Linked DNA regions of Homo sapiens: all the other regions are linked to region 1. A link is a contact called in ENCODE Hi-C data. All regions are on one chromosome and are shown on one strand. The core of a region is the stretch at or near the end of the contact, and the rest is flanking DNA. Distances in the headings are between cores, read along the strand shown. Region 1 holds the start of ZNF235 (zinc finger protein 235). Region 2 holds the start of ZNF585A (zinc finger protein 585A). Region 3 holds the start of ZNF570 (zinc finger protein 570). Region 4 holds the start of ZNF571 (zinc finger protein 571). Region 5 holds the start of ZFP30 (ZFP30 zinc finger protein).

The links. A loop is a pair of places that touch in the nucleus more often than their neighbours do. Pooled maps may share reads with other maps.
Region 2: a pooled map shows a loop between it and region 1 (17-fold over the local background). The contact joins the promoter of ZNF585A here to the promoter of ZNF235 in region 1. A Hi-C loop is called at or near these places in 5 of 50 pooled maps.
Region 3: a pooled map shows a loop between it and region 1 (25-fold over the local background). The contact joins the promoter of ZNF570 here to the promoter of ZNF235 in region 1. A Hi-C loop is called at or near these places in 7 of 50 pooled maps.
Region 4: a pooled map shows a loop between it and region 1 (4-fold over the local background). The contact joins the promoter of ZNF571 here to the promoter of ZNF235 in region 1. A Hi-C loop is called at or near these places in 2 of 50 pooled maps.
Region 5: a loop to region 1 is called in a pooled map, with 12 times the contacts of the local background. The contact joins the promoter of ZFP30 here to the promoter of ZNF235 in region 1. A Hi-C loop is called at or near these places in 3 of 50 pooled maps.

Annotation. Positions count from the first base shown.
Region 1 is chr19:44,303,555-44,306,459 of GRCh38, forward strand. It overlaps ZNF235 (zinc finger protein 235), which reads right to left and starts at 1,471. Exons shown (of 5, transcript NM_004234.4): 1 at 1,417-1,471. RefSeq lists enhancers at 1,254-1,807, 2,384-2,885, 2,886-2,905.
Region 2 is chr19:37,171,220-37,174,124 of GRCh38, forward strand. It overlaps ZNF585A (zinc finger protein 585A), which reads right to left and starts at 1,476. Exons shown (of 5, transcript NM_001288800.2): 1 at 1,408-1,476. RefSeq lists enhancers at 1,377-1,566, 1,408-1,702.
Region 3 is chr19:37,467,814-37,470,718 of GRCh38, forward strand. ZNF570 (zinc finger protein 570) reads left to right here and starts at 1,543. Exons shown (of 5, transcript NM_144694.5): 1 at 1,543-1,744; 2 at 2,491-2,574. The coding sequence starts at 2,542. It also overlaps a transcript of ZNF569 not described here. RefSeq lists an enhancer at 1,218-1,717.
Region 4 is chr19:37,593,263-37,596,167 of GRCh38, forward strand. ZNF571 (zinc finger protein 571) reads right to left here and starts at 1,530. Exons shown (of 4, transcript NM_016536.5): 1 at 1,479-1,530. It overlaps ZNF540 (zinc finger protein 540), which reads left to right and starts at 1,614. Exons shown (of 5, transcript NM_001172225.3): 1 at 1,614-1,833. RefSeq lists enhancers at 491-1,172, 972-1,101, 1,172-1,221, 1,173-1,855, 1,452-1,651 and 2 more.
Region 5 is chr19:37,654,007-37,656,911 of GRCh38, forward strand. ZFP30 (ZFP30 zinc finger protein) reads right to left here and starts at 1,459. Exons shown (of 6, transcript NM_001320669.3): 1 at 1,414-1,459; 2 at 706-873. RefSeq lists a silencer at 1,415-1,604 and enhancers at 1,628-2,615, 2,015-2,064.

The DNA of each region.
Region 1 (2,905 bases), core at 221-2,720:
ACACAGTTGCACACGGCTTAGTGAGGAGAACGGGAGCTAGCTCCCAGCTACCCCTCGGCCCCCTCAACCAGCTGCTTTTGTTCATGAACATTTCATATTAACAGACCTAAATCAAATACAGCTCTCTGTGTACTCCTTCTGAACTTTAGTTTCCAAGGAAATGAGACACAGACAGGCAGGGGAATGTAACAGAGCCAAAATGCCTGGCTTCAAATTTTGGCATTTCTACCTATTTTCAACTGATCAGCAGTATAAACCTTAAGCGAATTATTAATCTCTCTGTGCCTTAATTCAGTTACCTGTGAATGGGGACAATAATAATGCCTGTATTCTCTATTTCCTGCAGCTTCTGACAAGCAAGTGCTATTATGCTTCATAAAACTGCCCTTTTGAGTATGCTTTCTAGAAAATGAATCTTTTAAGAAACCCAGAACTCAAAAATAATTGCTCTGTCCTGTGAGTTACCATTACCCTCAGAAAAGTCTGTAACTGTGATTGGTTGTCTAACATAATTAGTTCCGTTGGTAATGATAGTTAAACTGCCACAGGTTTTTTTTTCCTCCAACAGATGTAATTACTTGCAAATGTTACTAAGCTGGAGGAGCCTCAAGAAAGTCTCTTTTTCCACATGCATGAAAGCAATGACTAATAAAAACCTAAAACTCTCTAAGAAATGGTGTTACACTTAAGTTAACCACACGGGATTATTGGTTATAACCACATTATACTGAACATTTATTAGGGCCTCAGGACACCTCTGGCACTCTGCAAATCCGTAATGACGATCGCTTATCTGAGATAAAACACACAGGACATTCCCCAGGCTCCGCTGGAACTAATTCCTGTCTCCTAAACAAGAGGCTAGAAAAGTCCAAGAATCCAGGAACGGCCCCACATCAGGCAAGGATTAGAGAAGGGACAGCGGCTCCGTAGCTGGATCTCCTAGACTCAGAGGAGTTTCCAAACAACAGGCGTCTTTTTCAGTATTATAACAGAATTAACGGTGGCATCCAACATTTTCCTATGCACTGGTTTTAAGCTTATTTCTATAAAACCTCATTTAATTCTCACAAGAACATCACTGGGAACGCACTAACCCTTTACAGGCACGAGGAAACTGAGACAAGGAGAGATTAAGTAACTTGCCCAATATTTTACTGCGAGGAGCAGGCAGGACTGGCTGGTAGGTGCGTGAGGACGGCTAGGGCAGCAGACCCTCAACCTCGAAGGACGACGCGAGCCCGCCTCCCACGCAAGAGGTTCTGCCGAGGGGACGCAAACTCCCGCAGCCTCCCAACCCCGCCCTCCAGCGCTGGCCGCGGCTTCTCTTCCCCAAGCCAAGGACGGGTTCATTGCTGGCCCCACGCCTAGGCAAAGAGGGCTCGGAGAAGTCTTGGAGACCCGGAGCTGACTCACCTCCCTGGGAGATATCTCAGATCCGACCTCGCCTTCCTGGAGCGGAAGTGCCTCCGAGTGCCCACGGTTCGTGGACTCCACTTCCCAGAATTCCTAAGCGGAAGCGTCTCAGAGTTCTCTCACTCCTGGACTACAGTTCCCAGAATGCTCCAAGGGCAGCGCTTCCCACCAGCTGGGCTTTGTTTTGACTCAAGCCGGTTGGGTTTGAGCCACTTCTCTGGTGCTACTACTGTGAGATTCGTTTTTGTTTTATTCATTTTTAAAAGCTCATGAGAAAATAATTGTAAAATTTTTAAAGTGATGACATATAAAAATGAAAAGTGCAGCTTGTATTATTAAAATAAGTTAGAAACCAAAATTTTTCGCAGAAGCAGAGGGTAGGCTAAAATGGGAAGCGTAAAAGTGACTTAGGCTGAGCTCCGATGGACGCTGAACGTTAAGGAACACCAGATCTCAAACTTGTGTCAAATGCCGGCTCCCCAAATATCATCAACTCAACCTGTTGATAAGACAAAAAACAGAATTTATTGTTGATTGCAGTAATGGAGAACAACACTTCGACGGAGCGTTGGCACCTTCACAGAGCAAAGTGTCAAGGCAAGGTTGGAACTGATTGAGAACTGGATGTTTAAGGCGGGTCTTTCAATGCAAGGGATTTTATTAGTATTGCATAATGATCATGATACTACAGTCCAGGATTGGTGGATATAGCAAGGATTTTTGAAGCAAAGAATCTTAAATTGCAATCTATTGACACTTTCTTTGGAAGAGATTGAAAATTTGATGGGTCTCTGTGGAAGTTCCCATAATGAACAATTAAACAGTTTGCTTGGGCAGGAATCTCCTGGAATAAAGGCCTGCTGATGAAGACAGCTGAACAATCATGTTAGTGCCGAAAGTAAATTGTGATGAAACGGGAAAAGTTCACTTCTCCCTCTCCCAGGGCATGTGATGGGGTGTGGCTCGCTTCTTCGTGCCCAGCCGCTCAAACCTCTAGGGGAGCATGCACACGGGCAGGTTGTAGGGCTCCAACCCCACGGCAGTGTCTAGGGGTGAATGTTTACAGCTCCTGAAGCCCCAGTGGGCGTGTGTTATAGGGTGCTTTTTTAGTTCAGCCATCTGTAGGAGGCTTGTGTTAGCTCAATTAGACCCCTGACTTATCGCAAGCAAGAGAGGGCTTTCTGTATCCCAGAGGTTCTTGCCTTGGTGTACCAGAAGAATCGCATCACACATAGGCTTGGAGAAAGAGTGCAAGGATTGGAGAAACCTTGGAGAACGATTTGTAAGTAGCTCTCAGCAGAAGGGGGAGCCAGAAGGGAGATGGTTTTCGCCTGGAGTCAGCCTCTCAGCGGCCTGGGCGCTCCTCCGACTACCCAGGCCAAACTGCGTTATTCCACCGGTTAATGGCCTGCTGGCCTGCCGGTCTCTTCAGTGTGCTCTTTTGCCGACCCGCTCCCCTCGACAGCCTCTCGACAGCCAGCTGTTTGTG
Region 2 (2,905 bases), core at 226-2,725, 7.1 Mb before region 1:
TGTATAACACTGTGGTGGGCTGGGAGGGATCTTATTACACGTGAGAGGAAACACAGACTCTGTAACAGAAAAATCAGATACTTTTGATTAGATGATATTTCCTAACTTTATGTTAAAATATACCACAAAAAAAAGTAGGACAAAAGATATGAAAATTCACAGAAAAGGAAACAAATGGCAATTAACCAAATAAGATGCCAACTTTAGTAACTGGAAAATGCATTGGAGCAATTAGATATAATTTTCCCTCAAAATTTTAAAAACTTTTAAAATGCAACAATATCCACTGCTGGAAAAGCATCTGGGAAAATGAGTTATTTTATAAATTGTTGGTATAAGCTTGAATTGTTATATTTTGAGCTACTTAGTCATATCTATAAAGTATTAAAAATGCACATATGCCGGGCGCAGTGGCTCACGCCTGTAATCCCAGCACTCTGGGAGGCGGAGGCAGGTAGATCACCTGAGGTCAGGAGTTTGAGACCAGCCTGGCCAACATGGTGAATCCCCGTCTCTACTAAAAAATACAAAAAATTAGCTGGGCGTGGTGGCGGGTGCCTCTAATCCCAGCTACTCTGGAGGCTGAGGCAGGAGAATCCGTTGAACCCACTAGGCAGAGGTTGCAGTGAGCTGAGATCGCGCCACTGCACTCCAACTTGGGTGACAGAGCGAGACTCCATCTCAAAAAAAAAAAAAGTGCACATAGTTATTCCTAATAATTTCACATATATAAAGCAGAAAAAGAAGGACAAATGGACAAATAACCTTTCCAGAGTTGAGTACTTTACCTTCCTCTGTAATTAAGCAGACAAAATAATCTGTGAGGAGACAGATATATTTTTTGAATATATGCTTAATTAATATCTATAACAATACAATTAGAGAACATAGTACACTGTTTCTATGTAATAGATGTGACATTCATGAAAACTGACCACGAACTAGGTCATAAAGCAATTTTTCAATTTGACCATTAAACAGACATTACTTTAAAAAGGAACTTCTAAATAACTCATGGATCAAAGAAAAAACCACTTAGATTTGAACAATTTTTAATACAAAGATTCACCAAAACTTGAGAATTTTTATATTAAAGAAGACTGAAAATTAAAAAGCTGAACTTTCAACTCAGGTTAGAAAGCAAGCTGATTACAGTCCTCACCGATCACCATAACTGACCCTACAGGCTCTGTCACTGACCACAGACTCCCATCACTGACCCCCAAACCTCAATCACTCATCCCAAAGAGCTCCATCAATGACCTGAGAAATCCGTCACAATCAACAACGGACGCCACAGAACCCCATCACCGAAGCCTGAAACCGCAATCACTAACTCCACAGGCAACCTCGACACCCCCTATTACTGGCTCCACAGAAACCCCAATCGTGATCAACCAAAATCACCTCAAAGATTTATCGGTATTGGAATATGAAAATACTCCTGACACCAGCGGCAAAAAAGCCTTGGAAGACCACTTCCACTTCCGGTCCGACTTCTAGCACCTCCCCTTTGTAGGCTGTTGATATGGCGCATGCTCTGAATAAACTTGGAAGCCAGTTTCCTCGAACAGTCAACAGGGCGCAGACACAGCGCACAGGTTCCGTAATGTGGCGCTGTCCGGCAGAGAACATGGCCGCGCCCTTATGGTGTTTATTCGCGTGGGCCGCCATTTTGAAAGCATATCCATTCCGTAGAGCAGAGGAATTGGCCGCTGGCAGGGTTTCCTAGAGCGAGGCAGGTATAGTTACATAGGATGCTGGAGTGTGACCCTTGTCTGACTAGGCTTCTATTTCGGAGGAGAAAGTTACTGGAAATGTGGGTCTGGTGCTGTATGTTATATTTAGAAAAGCTAAGTTACCTTTCTGAATACAGGACACTGAGGATAATAATTACCAGGGAATAGAGGAGCCAGGGAAAAATCACCAAGTGAAGGGGATCCTGGGAGAAACCACAGGCAGATGATAGGAGGAATCAGGATAGTACAGTCCATTTTTTACAGACGCCATTCAGGGAAAAGGTGGAAAGGTCACTAGGGGAGTCATCTCTTGAGTGAAACCACCCTGAAAGTCTGAGAGACATCTGAATGAGTAGTAGGCTGCAGGAAGAGTGGTACAACTTTTAATGGGAGAAACCGCCTTGGGAAATAGGGTAGAAGTCCAATAGTATTAATACAATCCTCTCCTGGGAGATACCACCAGAGGAGGGAGGAGAAGTCCGGGCGTCCCCTTCTGAAGGGCTGGGTCGGGTGGGAAGGTGAATAGAGATTTGAATCACCCATTACCCTCCACACTAAATACCTCAAGTGCAACTATAGTAGGCAGCAATAATAACAACACTAATAGTCTTTAGTATGGCCAACGTGTTACTAAAAGCACCTAAAGAAGACTGTTTTTATTTACCTTGAAGTTAAAATATAATTAATAACAATCGCCTTACCATGTCAATGAAGCTTTAAGTGCAGTCTCTGACCCTTAGCTTCTCCTCTGTGGAAATTCTGAAACCTCCTTACTCCCCTTTTTGGAGGGTGTGGATGAGGAGTTGTAAAGATACAATTCCTTTCACTTGGTGAACTCCTAAACATGATTCACAGCTCAGCTTCTGACAGGAAGTTCTACCTGAACAGTGGTGGGAAATTACTACCCAATGTGTTCAGTTCCAGCAGGTGGGAAACTTGTTTTCAGGGAATTGAACCTACACTCTGATGTGGGCATGCTGGATGCCTTCAGGCCAGTTATGTCTGTCTCTGGGACTCGGCTTAAAAATATGTTTAGAGAATTAGACTCTGCTGATCTCAGGTTTTCTTTCTTCTCCGAAAGGACGGTCTAAGGAAACATCTGTGGAAGTCCGTTAGTAAACACACAATTTCTACCAAGGGGCTAAGAATTACTGTTGATTTTGTCA
Region 3 (2,905 bases), core at 293-2,792, 6.8 Mb before region 1:
GACCTTTTGTGTGACCATGGTCGCGTTTTATATTCTCGTGGCTGTTTGATTCTGACCTTGCAGTTTTGTCAGAGACAATGTGCATGTATTTGTTCTTTCTGGACTTCTCGATTGTGAGTGTGACAGTGTTATTGGATTTCATGACCCGGGATCGTGAGCGAAAAGTAGTGTGGCCAGACCGCCTGACTTCTAAACAGACTTGGCCTTACTAGCTGTGTCATCTCAGACTAGGTACTTAACTTCTCTATGCCTTTCGTGTTTTTTTTTTTTTGTTTGTTTTGTTTTTTTTGAGGCAGAGCCTCACTTTGTTGCCCAGGCTGGAGAGTGCAGCGGCGCGATGTTGGCTCACTGCAGCCTCGAACTCCCGGGCTCAAGCGATTCTCTGCCTCGGCCTTCCGAGTAACTGGGACCACAATCAAGGGACACTCCGCCCGGCTGATTTTTGTTTGTTTGTTAGTAGAGATAAGGTCTCGCTATGTTGCCCAGGCTGCTCTCGAACTCCTGAGCTCAAGCGATCCTCCCGCCTGGGCCTCAAAAAGTGCTAGGATTACAGGCATGAGCCGCACGGGGCCGGTCTTAATACCTTTAATAAAGAGATAATAGGCCGGACGCGGTGGCTCACGCCTGTGATCCCAGCACTTTGGGTGGGCAAAGCGCACGGATCATTTGAGGTCACGAGGTTTTTGTTTGTTTGTTTTTTAAGACGGAGTCTTGCTCTGTCGCTCAGGCTGGAGTGCAGTGGCGCGATCTCGGCTCACTGCAACCTCCGCCTCCTTTCGCCTCCCAGGTTCAGGCAATTTTTCTGCCTCAGCCTCCTGAGTAGCTGGGACTTAAGGCGCGTGCCACCACGCCCGGCTAATTTTTTTGTATTTTTAGTAGAGACGGGGTTTCACCATGTTGGTCAGGCTGGTCTCGAACTCCTGACCTCGTGATCTGCCCACCTTGGCCTTCCAAAGTGCTGGGATTACAGGCGTGAGCCACCGTGCCAGGCTGAGGGTAGCGGGTGGGAGACTGCCAGGAGTGTAGTGCGCTTGCGCAGTTTACCACCCTGCATCCCCCCCACCCCGCTCCCCTCCCAATTTTTTTCGGGTATCCAGCACAATTCTAGGAATTCGCCTCCCACCCATTTTGAGTAGACGCGCCACTAGCGCGTTCCCACGCACAAACCTTTTCCCTGCGGCCAACCTGCGATTCTCAACTCCCCGCCCTGGTTGCTAAGGGAGGCGCGCAGAGCGCTTGTGCCTGCGCACTTCCACACCAGCCCGTGTAGTGTGACGCTGGGCCCCGTCCCTGTGACCGGGCCAGGCTCGGAGCTGCAGGGAATCCGGACTTTCGGGCTCTCTGGAAGGCCGGGGAGAGGCCAGTGTGGGAGGACCTGGTGGGGAGGAGGCCGTGTTACAAACCCTGCGCGGAGCTGCACCGCTGCTGCCAGACACTGCGACGCCGCGACCTTTTCTACTCCGGACTACGTTTCCCAGCGGACCCCGCGGGAGTTGGGCCGGCGGCCCCTTTGTGTCCTCCGGGGGCGGAGGCAGCTGAGGCGCTTCTTTCCGGGCCCGTAAGGGCTGGGTTCCATCCAACTAAGGGTAGCGGTGAGACCCGAGTGCAGATTCCCCGAGCCTTCGGGGCAGGAAGGAGATCTTCCACCAGTTCTGTTCTGCAGGTCGGGAGTGGGCTGAGGAGTGGCGTGTGGGTCTCCGGAAGCTCGTCGCAGGCCATCTGTGTGACTCCGGTGCGAGTGGAGGTTGGTACCGTTCAGTGCGAGGCTGTCACCCCGTGTGCCTGTCCACGTCCTGTGTGACTGGGTGCGAGGAAGTCAATGGCACCGTGGAATGTGAGGCTGTGAGTTGAGGCGGGAGCGGGCGACTGTTCGCTGCACCTTGTTGGGCCGATACCCGCGGCTTCTTTGTGACTGGGTTGTGAGATTGTCGCTTGTGATAGATACCCTGGTGGCTGAGCCTTGCCGGTATGGGAAAGGGTGCCCGTGTGAGGCAGTCCATACCCATGGCCTCTGACTGTGGCGTGGGTAAGACGGTGGTTGGCACTGTAGTTTTTCAGACTCTGATTATGTGGGGGATTGAGTGAGAGACTGTGTGCCACGGAGAGGCTTTTAAAGCCAGCCCAAGTCATATCAATGTGCCACCAAGTTTCAGAATCACTGATTTATTGGAGAGGAGGATTGTGGGGTCAGGTCCTCTTTTATTTGATCTTGGTGCTCTTATTTGTTAGTTCTGTGTCTTTATGTGAAAACTTACATTCCTCTGAGTCTGTATTTGTAAAGCCTAGAACATCTGTTGTTAACCTAAGGAATTGGGAAATGATTTAGGCATCAGTTAAATTGTATGCAAACAAATTCCTAGGTCTCCATTATGCTCTCTCTATTGGAGGGAAGGTTGCAAGAGGAGGAAAGAGAATCCTAAAAAGTCTAGACTGGTGATTCTGGATGCTGCAAGAAAAGTCTAGTTTCTCATGTTCTTTTCCCCATCTCAGTCATCTGAGGCCACTGCTATTTCCCAAGAGAAGAGCCAGGAGGAAGAAAGAATGGCTGTTGGGCTTCTTAAAGCCATGTACCAGGTGTGTTGGTGTTTTCTCGATTTCCTGAATACCTGTCTGCTTTTCAAAACAAGCAGGTACTAATTTTCCTTCTGCTGAAACGTTTCTGGGTAACCAGTCATGTCCCTTATCAACACTCTCCATTGGATTCCCATCTTATTCAAGATAAACGCGTAAGTCCTTGTCTTGACCTGCAGGGCCCTGCATAATCTGGTCCCTGACTGTCCCTCTGACTTCATCTAATTTTTCTCATCCTGTCTTTAACTCAGTCACTCAGTTCCAGCAACACTAGCTTCCTTGTAATGTGGTGAGTACATTCTTATTTATTCTTTTTTTTTTTTTTTTTTTTTTT
Region 4 (2,905 bases), core at 280-2,779, 6.7 Mb before region 1:
GTATTTACAAATGTTTTTAATTACAGCTAGGTGTTGAACATGTTGGGGTTCGTATTATTCTTTAGCCTGCTTGAAAACATCCACAATAAAGTTAAAATTTTAAAACTCTTCAAATTTCCCCCAGAAAGTACAGTTATTTTTCATCAAAACCTTAGACCAGGCCAGGCGCGGTGGCTCACGCCTGTAATCCCAGCACTCTGGGAGGCCCAGGCGGGTGGATCACGAGGTCAGGAGATCGAGACCATCCTGGCTAACACGGTGAAACCTCGTCTCTACTAAAAACACAAAAAATTAGCCGGGCATGGTGGCGGGCGCCTGTAGTCCCAGCTACTCGGGAGGCTTAGGCAGGAGAATGGCGTGAACCCGGAAGGCGGAGCTTGCAGTGAGCCGAGACCGCACCACCGCACTCCAGCCAGGGCGACACAGCGAGAATCCGTCTCAAAAAGCAAACAAACAAACAAAAAAATCTTAGACCAGAAAGGACTGCTGTATCATTGGGTGGAAAGGAGAGGTGTAGTGTGGCTGGGGAGTAGAGCTAAACTGATGATCCCATCCCCGCAGCATCATTTATGGGGTGCCTAAGGACCAGTCACTAGCATGGCTGGTTCTTCCTTAGGAAGATGTTGCTGGAGGTAGAAAACGTTTCGGAAAGGAAGAAATTTGAGGTTAGAAAGAAAACAGGAACTTCACACAAGACTTTCAGAAGTGCGATATTCTTTTCCTCTGGGTGCCTCTCTTGGAAAACGCAGAACCGAGAAAAGAAATAAGCATCATAGAACATCAGAGCTCTCGGAGCAGACGAAACAATTTAGGATAACACCAACCTCTAGAAAGGGATTAGTCTTCCCCACAGGGCTGTCAAGCTAGAATAGGACATCTTTAACAGTGGTCTTCTTCCTAAGACACTTCCAGGGGTAAAGCCTCACCATCAGGGAAACTTCAAAAAGAGCCTCTTACTCTGCAAAGAAACTGCAGCAGCTGTAACCGCACGATTCTCAGCTGGCTTAATGATGTCCGTGTCACACGAGGAGTACTGCGGCCCGGGAGGGGCCAAGCGCTAGGAGCATTAACAGGCGGCAGGTGAGCCCACCCCGCGGCCGCACAAGCGCACACGCACACGTCCAGGGCGGAGGAACACTACTAGTAACACCCGCCTCCTTCTAGCCTCCCTATCCCAAAGTTATGGTGCCGATTTTGTCCGCGGCAGGGGCTCCAGGGGCACACTCATAAATTCGGTGCGGAGGAACACAACTAGCAGCACCACACCCCCGCCACTGCCAGAACCAAAGTGACGGTGCCGACACCCCTCCGCAAGCGCAAGGCCGACTTCCATAAGTAATTAGCCAGAGCACCGTCCCGTTCCTGTCAGCACCGAGCCCCAGCCAGGACACCGGTATTCCCAGCACCATACAAGAACTACTTTTTCGATGAAGCAACCCAAAAGCTGCGAGCGGTTCCCGGTGAGGCCGCCCACTCACCTGGCCGGCGCAGACAAGCTCCGTGCGTCAAGACATAACAGCGTAAGTGTACGACGTTGCGCAGCGACGCGGGGGCCTTCGGGAAATGTAGTCTACAACTGGAAACCGGCCGGATCGTGTCTGCGCAGGCCCAGCAGCTAAGATCGGGTCCGGCGCTCCAGAACAGAACGATCCCTGAGGCTCCCTTGCTCGAACTGTGGGACTTACCCTACTATGGTCCGAGCCTACCCTATTTCATTATACTCAAGTAACGCCCCAGAAATTCCAGAGAATCTCACACAAAGAGGTTGAGTCTTGCCGTGGTGCCTTCAGGGGAATGTCATCCCGGGCTAGAAGAGCTGCAAAAGGCTGTCAGGTAAGGTCTGGATTTCTCTCTGACAGCTCTGGCCGTGACGCAGTGGCCACGATACCGGGTTGCTGCTCAACGGGGTTCGGAAGTGTGACGCATTCTTTGCGGCCATGTGTGTGTGTGTGCGTGTGTGTGTGGGTCTGTGCGCGCGCGTGTCCGAGTGTCCTCTGTGGGTGCAGAGTGGGTAGTGGCCATGCCTGTGTGATGTGCGTCAGATTATGCTTGAGGCTATTAGTGGCGCATTTAGTATTGTGTGCGGAAGGGTCTTGGGAATGGTTTGATTATAGCTTTGAGGGTGACTGATGTCTGTTTAATCAGATTCAGCCTGCGACTGAGTATCTTATAACCTGTAAGAAATTGATTTTTCTTTGCATGGTCATGAATTTAAAATAGATTCCCATGAAATTATATAAATGTAGTGAATGATTCATTGAGAGTTCGCCTGTGGCAGTGAATGTGGGGAAAGAAGTGTGTGAGCATAATATGGTGAGAATGAGCACGATTGTGTGCAGCGCTGTATTATAGTGATATCTCCTGGCTTCAGTTTTCTCACCTGTAAAGTGAGGGTGTCAGTCGTGTAACGCTTTGGAACAATGCTTTTTAATAGGAATTTCTGCAAAACTGAGTTCCATTTTTTATATCTGTGCTCTCCAATATAGTAGCCACTAGCTACATATGGCTATTGAGAAATTGAAATGTGGCTGGTTTGACTGAGGAACGAATTTTTTAAATTGTGTTCAATTTTAATAAATCTAAATGTAAACAGCTATATATGGCTAATAGTCTTCCTATTGAACAGTACAACCTGGAGCATTAATTTGCCTTCAAGATTTGAAGGGGGTAAAAACTTAATTCATCTAGCAAATATTTGAAAATGAAATTCTTAAAACTTCCTTAAATTTTTTTTTAAATTTGAGATGATTGTAGATTCATATGAGGTTGTAAGAAATAATAGAGACATTGTGTGTTATCTTCAACTTAGTCTTCTCCAATGACAACATCTTGCAGGACTGTAGTATAATATGACAACCAGGATGTTGACATTGATAGTCAAGATAGATCATTTCCATCACCTCGA
Region 5 (2,905 bases), core at 209-2,708, 6.6 Mb before region 1:
TCATTTTAATACCAGTAGCTAGTATGAATTAAGGACTCACTATGTGCCAGGCACTCTCCTAAGAGCTTCACAAATATTAATTCATGTAATCTTCAAAACAACACCGTAAAGTATACACTATTACAATTCTGAGGAAATTGAAGCACAGATTGCTTAAACTCGTTCAGATTTAAGTGGCAGTCAGGATTCAATTCCACTTAATCTAGGCTCGAAATTCTTAACCACTACACTACACCTCCCTCAGTCGATCCAAGATATACCCAAAATAAACTCATGCTGCCAGACCTCAAACCACATCTGGCTGGTACCAAAAACTTCCACTCATGAATTTCCTGGAAAAAAAGAAATCTCCACTCCTACCCCAGAACCATTAAACATATCTAAACCCTAAAAAACAAATAAAAACAAAGTATGAACATTAATCTCCAGCACGGGTATTTCCATATCATCAAGATCCTTAGAAAAACAGCGCTCACAGAGTAATTGAATTTGCAGCCTACAGTTAACTAACCATGTGTCTAACTATAGAACAGCATGAAGTGGGCACTAACAACGGGAAATCTATTAATTAGGTCCCCTGCCGTTAACTAGGTAGGGAAATCCTAAGGCCCAAATCAATGAATAAATAGATCATTCCTAAGCAGGATTTTAAACGGAAGGAACTCGAATGCATTTCACAGAAACAAAGCAGCAGCACGAACTCACAGGGAACCGGCTTTTAGAAGAGCAGCAGCGATTCGTTTCTCCTTCTCAAGCGCCTTCTCTGGAAACTGGCAGGGCTGGGGAAGCAGGCAGAGTTCAGGACACCCCAGGCTTTTCTTGACTCGATTGGAACCCACCCTCCACGCTTCCCTGGCCCCAACTAACCGCCACCTGCATGCACAAATGGAAACGACAGGGCAGAGGGTCAGCAGTCACCCGCGTCTGGGTTCGCAGCTCCGGGTACGCTGTAGTTCCGCACCCGGTTGCCCACGCCCGGGACCACCCACTGTGTCTTTTCGGAACTGTCCAGCGTGTCCTCCTAGACCCCAGACACCCACCCCAAATCTAGGTCCCAGCGTTTTGCAGGGGACCTTCATCCTGGGGCGTTCACCTCTGACTTCCCTCTTGGGCCTTTTCGCTACGGCCGAGCCTAAGTGGCTGAAGCGCGGACGAGGATGCGCGGGGCCTCGGTCTCCAACTGCACCACAGGCCGCACCCACGAACCTGGTCCGGCACAGTTACTACCGCCCGGGCCTCCAGGCCTCAGGGCTGCAGAAGCTCAGTCCCGGGAAAAAAAGCACACCGGCCTGAGGCTCCACAGGAACCTTTTCTCCACCTTGGCCCGGCCTGCAAAACCTGGCCCACTCCGCGCTCTTTTCCCTCAGAAAAGCAGCGGCCACAGTGGCGCCCGGCTCCCAGCCCCAGCCTCACCCGACTCAGAGGATAGCCCAGCCCTGGGAGTCAGCGGCGCCAGAATACGGGAGAGCGCCTGTCTCCGTCGCGAATGCGCTAGCGCGCGGGGGGGCGGAGGCAAGTCCCGCAGCTGCTCCGGGCCGGGAGGGGCGCGTGGGGCCGGGTCTCGGCGGGGATAGTCGGGCCGGGGAGACGGAGCCAGAGGGGCCGCAGTGTCCCTCGCCTCAGGCCTCTACCTGTAATGGCCGCCCCGTGACTGACCAGTGCCATTAAAGATAATCCAGGCCTGCTCCCCTGTGGACACTGCGGTCCAAAATTTAAAAAAACAATATTCCGCCTTTTTATTTTTCATTTGGTTCTCGGCTCGGAGACAGGCGGAGGCTGCGAGCCCCGCCCCGCCCCCAGCGACGCCTCACCGGAACCTTTGGAAATCGGCTTCTGCCTCGAGTGCGCAAGCGCGCGGGGGGCGAACGCTGGGGCCCTTCAGGGAGCAAGGGAGAAGTGTGGGGCCGCACCTGCCGAGGGGTCGGGAGGTTTGGAGGAGGGTGGAGGTTGGCTACAGGATCCCGATGGGGATGGAGTGTTCAAATCTAGGCCTGTAGCCGTGACCCTGGCGTGAGTTGGATGGAGGAAACCCCAGTATCGCGAGCCTGGACCAAGGCGCGGCGCGTGCTGCCTGTGGTGTTTGCTGAGTGACGGCCGCCGCGCCCCCGCGTACCTGGACCGAGTGCCTGGCCGCTGGCGGAGTAGTGTTTCCGTGCACGGGGCTGCTGCGTGCGCGTGTGCCGTTCTCTAGCGGGGGATTAGGATGGTGCCGCAGAGAAGGCTGCGCGGTGGTGCCTGACTCTGACGCTGGCTGTAGCGGGTCTCTGGGGTCTTTGCGGTTTGTGTCTGCGTTTGTGACGTACCTGACATCGGATCTGTGACTGTGGCTCTGCCTCATCCAGCGTTATTTCCAGAATCCTTCTGATAGGGCAGCGCTTCTGGTTCTGGTTTTCCATGGAGACGGTTTGTGGGTCCCTATGAAACTGAGTGTTGGGATTTTGATTATCTGCATCTGGCCCTTGTGTGCCCTCAGGACTGTGGTGTTAGGCAAGTAAAATAATTGCAGGAAAAAAAATTGGAAAGGAATAAGGTTGCTATTACTTCCAAATGATGGAATTGTAGGACTGTGTCAGAAAATTGAATAGGACACCATGAAACGGGAGGGAGAGGCATTTTATTTTCTTCCATACCTGGTCTTGGAATATTCTAACAAATGAGATTTGTTTTTTCCCCTTTGTTCCTGGATGAACTCTTGGATAAATTCAATGTCTCCAAGCATTCTTGGATAGTAAGTTTCTTTGATCTTTAGTTGAAAGATCAGCCTCATTTTCGTAGCTAAAAATACCTTTAGTAATAAAAATGTTCATTGTAATACTTCATTTAAAATATTTAAAACTTTCTTCTTTCTCCTTGATCTCTTCCAGATATCTCAAGTTTTGGTTAAGTGAATATGTGGAGTATATGT